2 separate regions of the Homo sapiens genome follow, and region 2 is linked to region 1. Evidence: chromatin contacts called from ENCODE Hi-C or POLR2A ChIA-PET data. All regions are on one chromosome and are shown on one strand. The core of a region is the stretch at or near the end of the contact, and the rest is flanking DNA. Distances in the headings are between cores, read along the strand shown.

Evidence for each region. A loop is a pair of places that touch in the nucleus more often than their neighbours do. ChIA-PET counts read pairs that join two places held with the same protein, here RNA polymerase II (POLR2A). Pooled maps may share reads with other maps.
Region 2: a loop to region 1 is called in a map with no recorded cell type, with 2.6 times the contacts of the local background. The contact joins the enhancer-like site here to the promoter of ADAP2 in region 1. A Hi-C loop is called at or near these places in 4 of 37 single-sample maps with no recorded cell type and 5 of 50 pooled maps. POLR2A ChIA-PET finds 5 or more read pairs at or near these places in 2 of 52 experiments (GM10248 and activated CD4-positive, alpha-beta T cell).

Annotation. Positions count from the first base shown.
Region 1 is chr17:30,920,498-30,923,197 of GRCh38, forward strand. It overlaps ADAP2 (ArfGAP with dual PH domains 2), which reads left to right and starts at 1,448. Exons shown (of 11, transcript NM_018404.3): 1 at 1,448-1,611; 2 at 2,443-2,573. The coding sequence starts at 1,518. RefSeq lists silencers at 1,189-1,628, 1,769-1,818, 1,979-2,138.
Region 2 is chr17:31,067,146-31,069,903 of GRCh38, forward strand. No RefSeq gene overlaps it. Among named protein-coding and RNA genes, the nearest start is that of MIR4733, 26 kb to the right of the region's middle. Within about 2 kb of position 1,351, at least 13 of the 41 ENCODE cell types and tissues checked have a DNase peak (open chromatin) inside an H3K27ac peak, as active enhancers do.

The DNA of each region.
Region 1 (2,700 bases), core at 198-2,697:
TCTTGGTAATACTCTCCACCCTCCCTTCCTGCTCAGTCCTGGCAGCTTGACCTCCTCCACCCCAGGGATGACGGGAATCACACACAGCATTCCAAGCGACAATTCCACAAGCTGACCATAGGGGCAGGGGAAGCAAGGAGGCCACCATGTTTGGAGGGTTTCTTTGTGCCATTTCAATGACCCTATTAGTGGATCTTACGCTCTCCATTTAACAGTTGAGGGTTTGGAGGCTCAGAGAAGTGAAGGAACTTGCCCAGAGACAAACAGTTGGGAAATGTGGAAATGAAGGAGTCAACATTTAAAGCCTGAATTTCTGGATTCCTGAATTCATTCCATTACACCATATTGCTGTGCGTGTGTGTGCACGTGTGTGCTTGCGCCCGCATGTATGTTGAATGGGAGTGTGGGCAGGTCAGCTAGAACATCAGCTGCAATTCACCAGGATGGAAACCTGATTTTATCCTGAAGGTTAACACCTGTCTATCATATGCATATGGCTTAATGCATCTGTGTGCATTAAGGTATTAACCTACATAGAAGATGGCAAGTATGTACAGTATATATTTCACCAGGAGGCCCATGAGTCATTGCAGATGATGTCAAGGAGTAACGAAGATGATGTCAAGCAGTAACAAAGATGGGAGAGAGGGAAAGAGGAAATGAAATGCCCACATTTAAGACCACCTATACCCTGCCTTCACCTCGCGGTGATGGAACTTCACAGGTTAAAGTGCCTGGCTGTGTCCACCTTGGTGAAACCACACTTTTCTGGTGAACAAAATCATGCAACTATTAGTTGGACTTCTAAAAATGTGCAGGTATCATTTATAGGAGCAATATGGAATACAGACATAAAACTGCTGACGTCAAACTCCCTGGTGTGGACATGTGTATGTGTCTGCGGTCAGAGAGTGGAATTAACACAAGTATATAAATAACCGTGATGCAAGGTAGATAGAAAGTGCTCAGGTCCAAAACAAATAGACAGATACTACAAGAGTATTCTTGGAGACCCAGAGGCTGGAAAGATTACTCCAGGCAGGGTATCACAGAGGGCTTCCTGAGGAGGTGGCATTTGCATATAAATACGTCTCCAAATAGATGTAAGATCTTACATTAACAGAACGCTTTAACAGAAGTTAGATTCTGGTTAATTTTCCAAGAAGCGCTGAGATGCAGACATATGCCCTTGTTCCTCTTTCATAGACGCGGAAACTGAGACCCACAGAGGTTGAATAGGTTGTCCACAGTCTCGTAGCTACCAAGTGACAGGCCACGATTTGATCTCAGGCCAGTGTGTTAAACTCCAATTTGCGTGCTCCTGTCCCTCCCCGCGCGTCGGCGGAGCTCGGGGCCGGACTGGACCTGCCGAGGGAGGGGCGGACAGTCCTGACGGTGCGGGGCGGGGCTGGCGGCTGCCCAGGCCTGGCTGAGGCGCCGCGGCCGGGTCCCTCTCCACCTGCCGGGCGGAGCGCACGGGCCATGGGCTGAGCCCCGCTGAGCCCGCCGGGCCGGCCATGGGCGATCGCGAGCGCAACAAGAAGCGGCTGCTGGAGCTGCTGCGGGCGCCGGACACAGGCAACGCGCACTGCGCCGACTGCGGGGCGGCAGGTAAGGGCGCGGCGGCGCGGGCAGCGCGAGACCCCCGGCCGGACCCCAGGCCCACCCGACTCCTCCCCTCGGCCCCACCGGGTCCCGCCCTCGGCCCCCTGGACCCAGACGTGGCACCTGCGGGCCCCGACCCCTCCCACCCACACCGTGAACCTCTCACCCGAGCCCCGAGGGCCGTCTCCACCACACCCTGCCCCGGCCCCTACGAGCCCAGGCTCTGCTCCCCTCGCGGGACCAGATGCGCATCTTCCCACGTGCTTGGACCCGGACACGAGAGCCGGCAGCCTAGAGCCCTTCCAGTCCCGCTCTCTTCCCTGGCCAGGCACCCGACCGCCCGAGTCCGGGCTCTCGATGTCTGCGCACCCAGGCGCGCCCCACGCCCTCGGACTCAGACATCCCAGCCAGGGCTAAACGTCGGGCCCAGGCCGCCGACAGTCCTGTGCCCCCTGCCCGCTCCCAGACGCCCCCCGAAGGCCTCCCCAGCGCCCCACCTCGGGGACGCCGAGGGCCCCCTAACTCAGCCTCCCCACCTGCAGCTCCGCGCCGAGCCCCGCGGTGCGCCCCCCGCGCCCTCCTCTCGGTTCCTTCTGAGTCCCTTCACTTCCACGTCGCGCAGCCTCAGACTCTCTCCCCGGGCCCTGAACTGCCTCCAGGATCTTCACCCCGGTCGCCGCGCAGCGGCCGGTGGGCTAACCAGAAGGTGCCAGGCTGGCCGCTTAGTTCGCCTTAGGTGGGAGAAGGGGCGCCCCACCTGCCCCAGTGCCCCGAGCCCAGCCCTGGTTTCTTCACCGCGCTTTCCGCTCAGCTCCTCTCCTGCCTCATCCCCTGCAGATCCCGACTGGGCCTCTTACAAGCTGGGGATCTTCATCTGTCTCAACTGCTGCGGCGTCCACCGTAACTTCCCTGACATCAGCAGAGTTAAATCTGTGCGACTTGACTTCTGGGACGACAGTATTGTGGAGGTAGAAAGGCATGCCCGTGGAGAGCCATGGAACTGCGGGACTGGAGTAGAGGCAGCGGGCAGGGGGCTCCCATTCTACAGAGGGGGAAACTGAGAACCAGAGAGGGGCAAGTCTAGCTAGAGGAAAC
Region 2 (2,758 bases), core at 101-2,600, 150 kb after region 1:
TATTTTCCCCTTTACCTTTGCTCTGGTCTCCCACTTGGAGAGAGAATCTTTGCATTCTTTTTCTTTGAGAAGGAGTCTCGCTCTGTCGCCTGGCTGGAGTGCAGTGGCACAATTTCGGCTCACTGCAACCTCCGCCTCCTGGGTTCAAGTGATTCTCCTGCCTCCAAGCGATTCTCCTGCCTCAGCCTCCTGAGTAACTGGGACTACAGGCACGCACCACCACACCCGGCTAATTTTTTTTTTTTTTTTTTTGTACTTTAGTAGAGACGGGGTTTCACCATGTTGGCCAGGATGGTTTCTATCTCCTGACCTCGTGATCCACCCTCCTCAGCCTCCCAAAGTGCTGGGATTACAGGTGTGAGCCACCACGCCCGGCCCAACCTTTGCATTCTTAAGGATAATCTGATTGTTTCCACTTGGACAGCTTGGCGAGGAGGAGTGCTAACTCCTAGAAAGCTCCTAATTACTGCCAAGGTGAGCGAAGTGAAAAGTTGGTTCCATTTTCTGCAGAAAGGGTCAGTTCATTTAATTCCAGCAAAAAACTGGCTTCCAGGAGAAAAAGGACTGTTTAAAGGTCTGTGTCAATTATATGGTGATTATGAAATTCATGCTATGACTAATCCAGTGGCTCAATCTATGATTATCTGACACGATCCAAGAATCCACAGTGTAACAGGCTCTATGACTCCATTAAAGAAAAGTCAGTTTAATTCTGTGCTATGCTCCAGATTACTTCTCTCCTTTCCTAGATCTCCTCTATCAAAGAGAGTAGACGTTTATAAAATGGTGTCTGAATTCAACTCAGTGTCCTGGAAGCCATATGAAATATTTTTTTCATGGATGACTCAGAGCTTGGGAATTCCAGTGTGTTGCTTTATATAATCTGAAGTACCATAAAGACCTTTGACCTAGAAGACTTCCTTTGTTGCATGTGTATCTTTTCCTGTAATTAGAGTCTATGATTAGACTACAGGCCATCATGACAAGCCTTTGCTTTCCAAAGCACTCTATTTTTGGACCTTCTAATTTGATTTCTTAGGAATACTATATTTTGTAAATATTAACCAAAATCCATTTTTAACAAGCACCTACAAGCATCCCAGTTTCAAAAATCAGGAAGCAAAAAATTTTGCCCAAACTCTGTGGTCACTGACAGTGTTTTGGAGAAGAGTCTAACAATCTCTGAATTGTTGCAACTTCCCAGCGCCTTTCAGAGACAAAGGCCCGTGGTTCCTGTACACATTTTGTGTCTTGTGGCCCAGCTTTCCTGGCTGAAGCTGAGTGGACCAAGGATTAGTGACTGATGAAAAAGCTGCCATCTGTAGGTTAGACAGCAGCCATGAGATGTCCTCGTAAAAGAGCCAGGCAGAAAAGGGGCGCCCTCTACAGGATGGGCTCTGGCTGACTCAGTTTGACTGCTAGAAATACTAGAATCATCAGTCAGACAGAGAGGAAGTAAAGACAGTCACAATAAAGGTAGAAGTCTAGAGTCTGCAGCAAAAGGCACCTGTGCTGAGAGGACAGCAAGATAACCAGATATTTGCCTTGTATCTCAAATGCCTGTTGGTTTTATTGATCTCCTCATCATTTCTCTATGTAACCTCTGAGTCCTCATTGATTGACAAAGCTAGAACTTGCTTTCCTGAAACCTGTAGTAGGCTGAGTAATCCCTAATCCCCAGAATCTGTGAATATCACCTTATATGACAAAGGGACTTTGAAAATGTGATTTATATGAAGGATCTTGAGATGGAGAGACAACCCTGGATTATCCAGGTGGGGCCAATGTAATCACAAGGGTCCTTATAAGAGGGGGCAGGAGGGTCAGAGTGATGAGTAGGAGATGTGCTCACGGAAACAGGAGCTTGGAGTGATGTGAGGCAGGGGCTGTGAGGCAAGGACTGCAGGCAGCCTGCAAAACTGAGAAAGGTAAGGAAATGTATTCCCTTCTGAAGCCTCCAGAATGAGCCATTTCTGCAAACACTTGGCTAAATCTCAGTGAAACTGATGTTGGACTTCTGACCTCCGGAACTATAAGATATACATTTGTGTTGTTTTAAGCCACTAAATTTGTGGCATTTTGTTATAGCAGCCATAGGAAACTAGTATACCAACTGACAGACTAAGCCAGAGGTCCAGCATTTTCTGTCCTTTTTTATGGAGGAAGACAGACAATAAGTACCTTAAGCACTTGACCGTTCTGCCTGTTAGCATTGTGAGAAGTTCTCTGATCTGCTTTGAACAGGTTATTACATTTTGCCAGAAAGATATAAGGGAGAAAATGGGAAACTAGGCATTGAATAAAAATGACAAGAGAGTGGCCAATGGGGCCACAGTCGCTCAAAAAACACACCGTAACGGCAGTCCATGGCTGGGTGCCATAGCTGACACCTGTAATCCCAACACTTCGGGAGGCCAAGACAGGTGGATTGCTTGAGGCCAGGAGTTCAAGACAAGCCTGGGCAACATGGTGAAACCCCATCTCTACTAAGAATACAAAACATTAGCCGGGTGTGGTGTTGCACGCCTGTGGTTCCAGCTACTGAGGAGGCTGAGGTGGGAGAATCGCTTGAACCTGGGAGGTGGAGGTTGCAGTGAGCTGAGATTGCAACATTGCACTCCAACCTGGGAGACAGGGTGAGACCCTGTCTCAAAAAAAAGAGCAGTCTTTCTAAGGAGAAAGAATTTGATGTTATATTTTTAAAACTACTAATGACAATGAAAACAGATAAGAACACTGGTAAAACTGAAACCACACT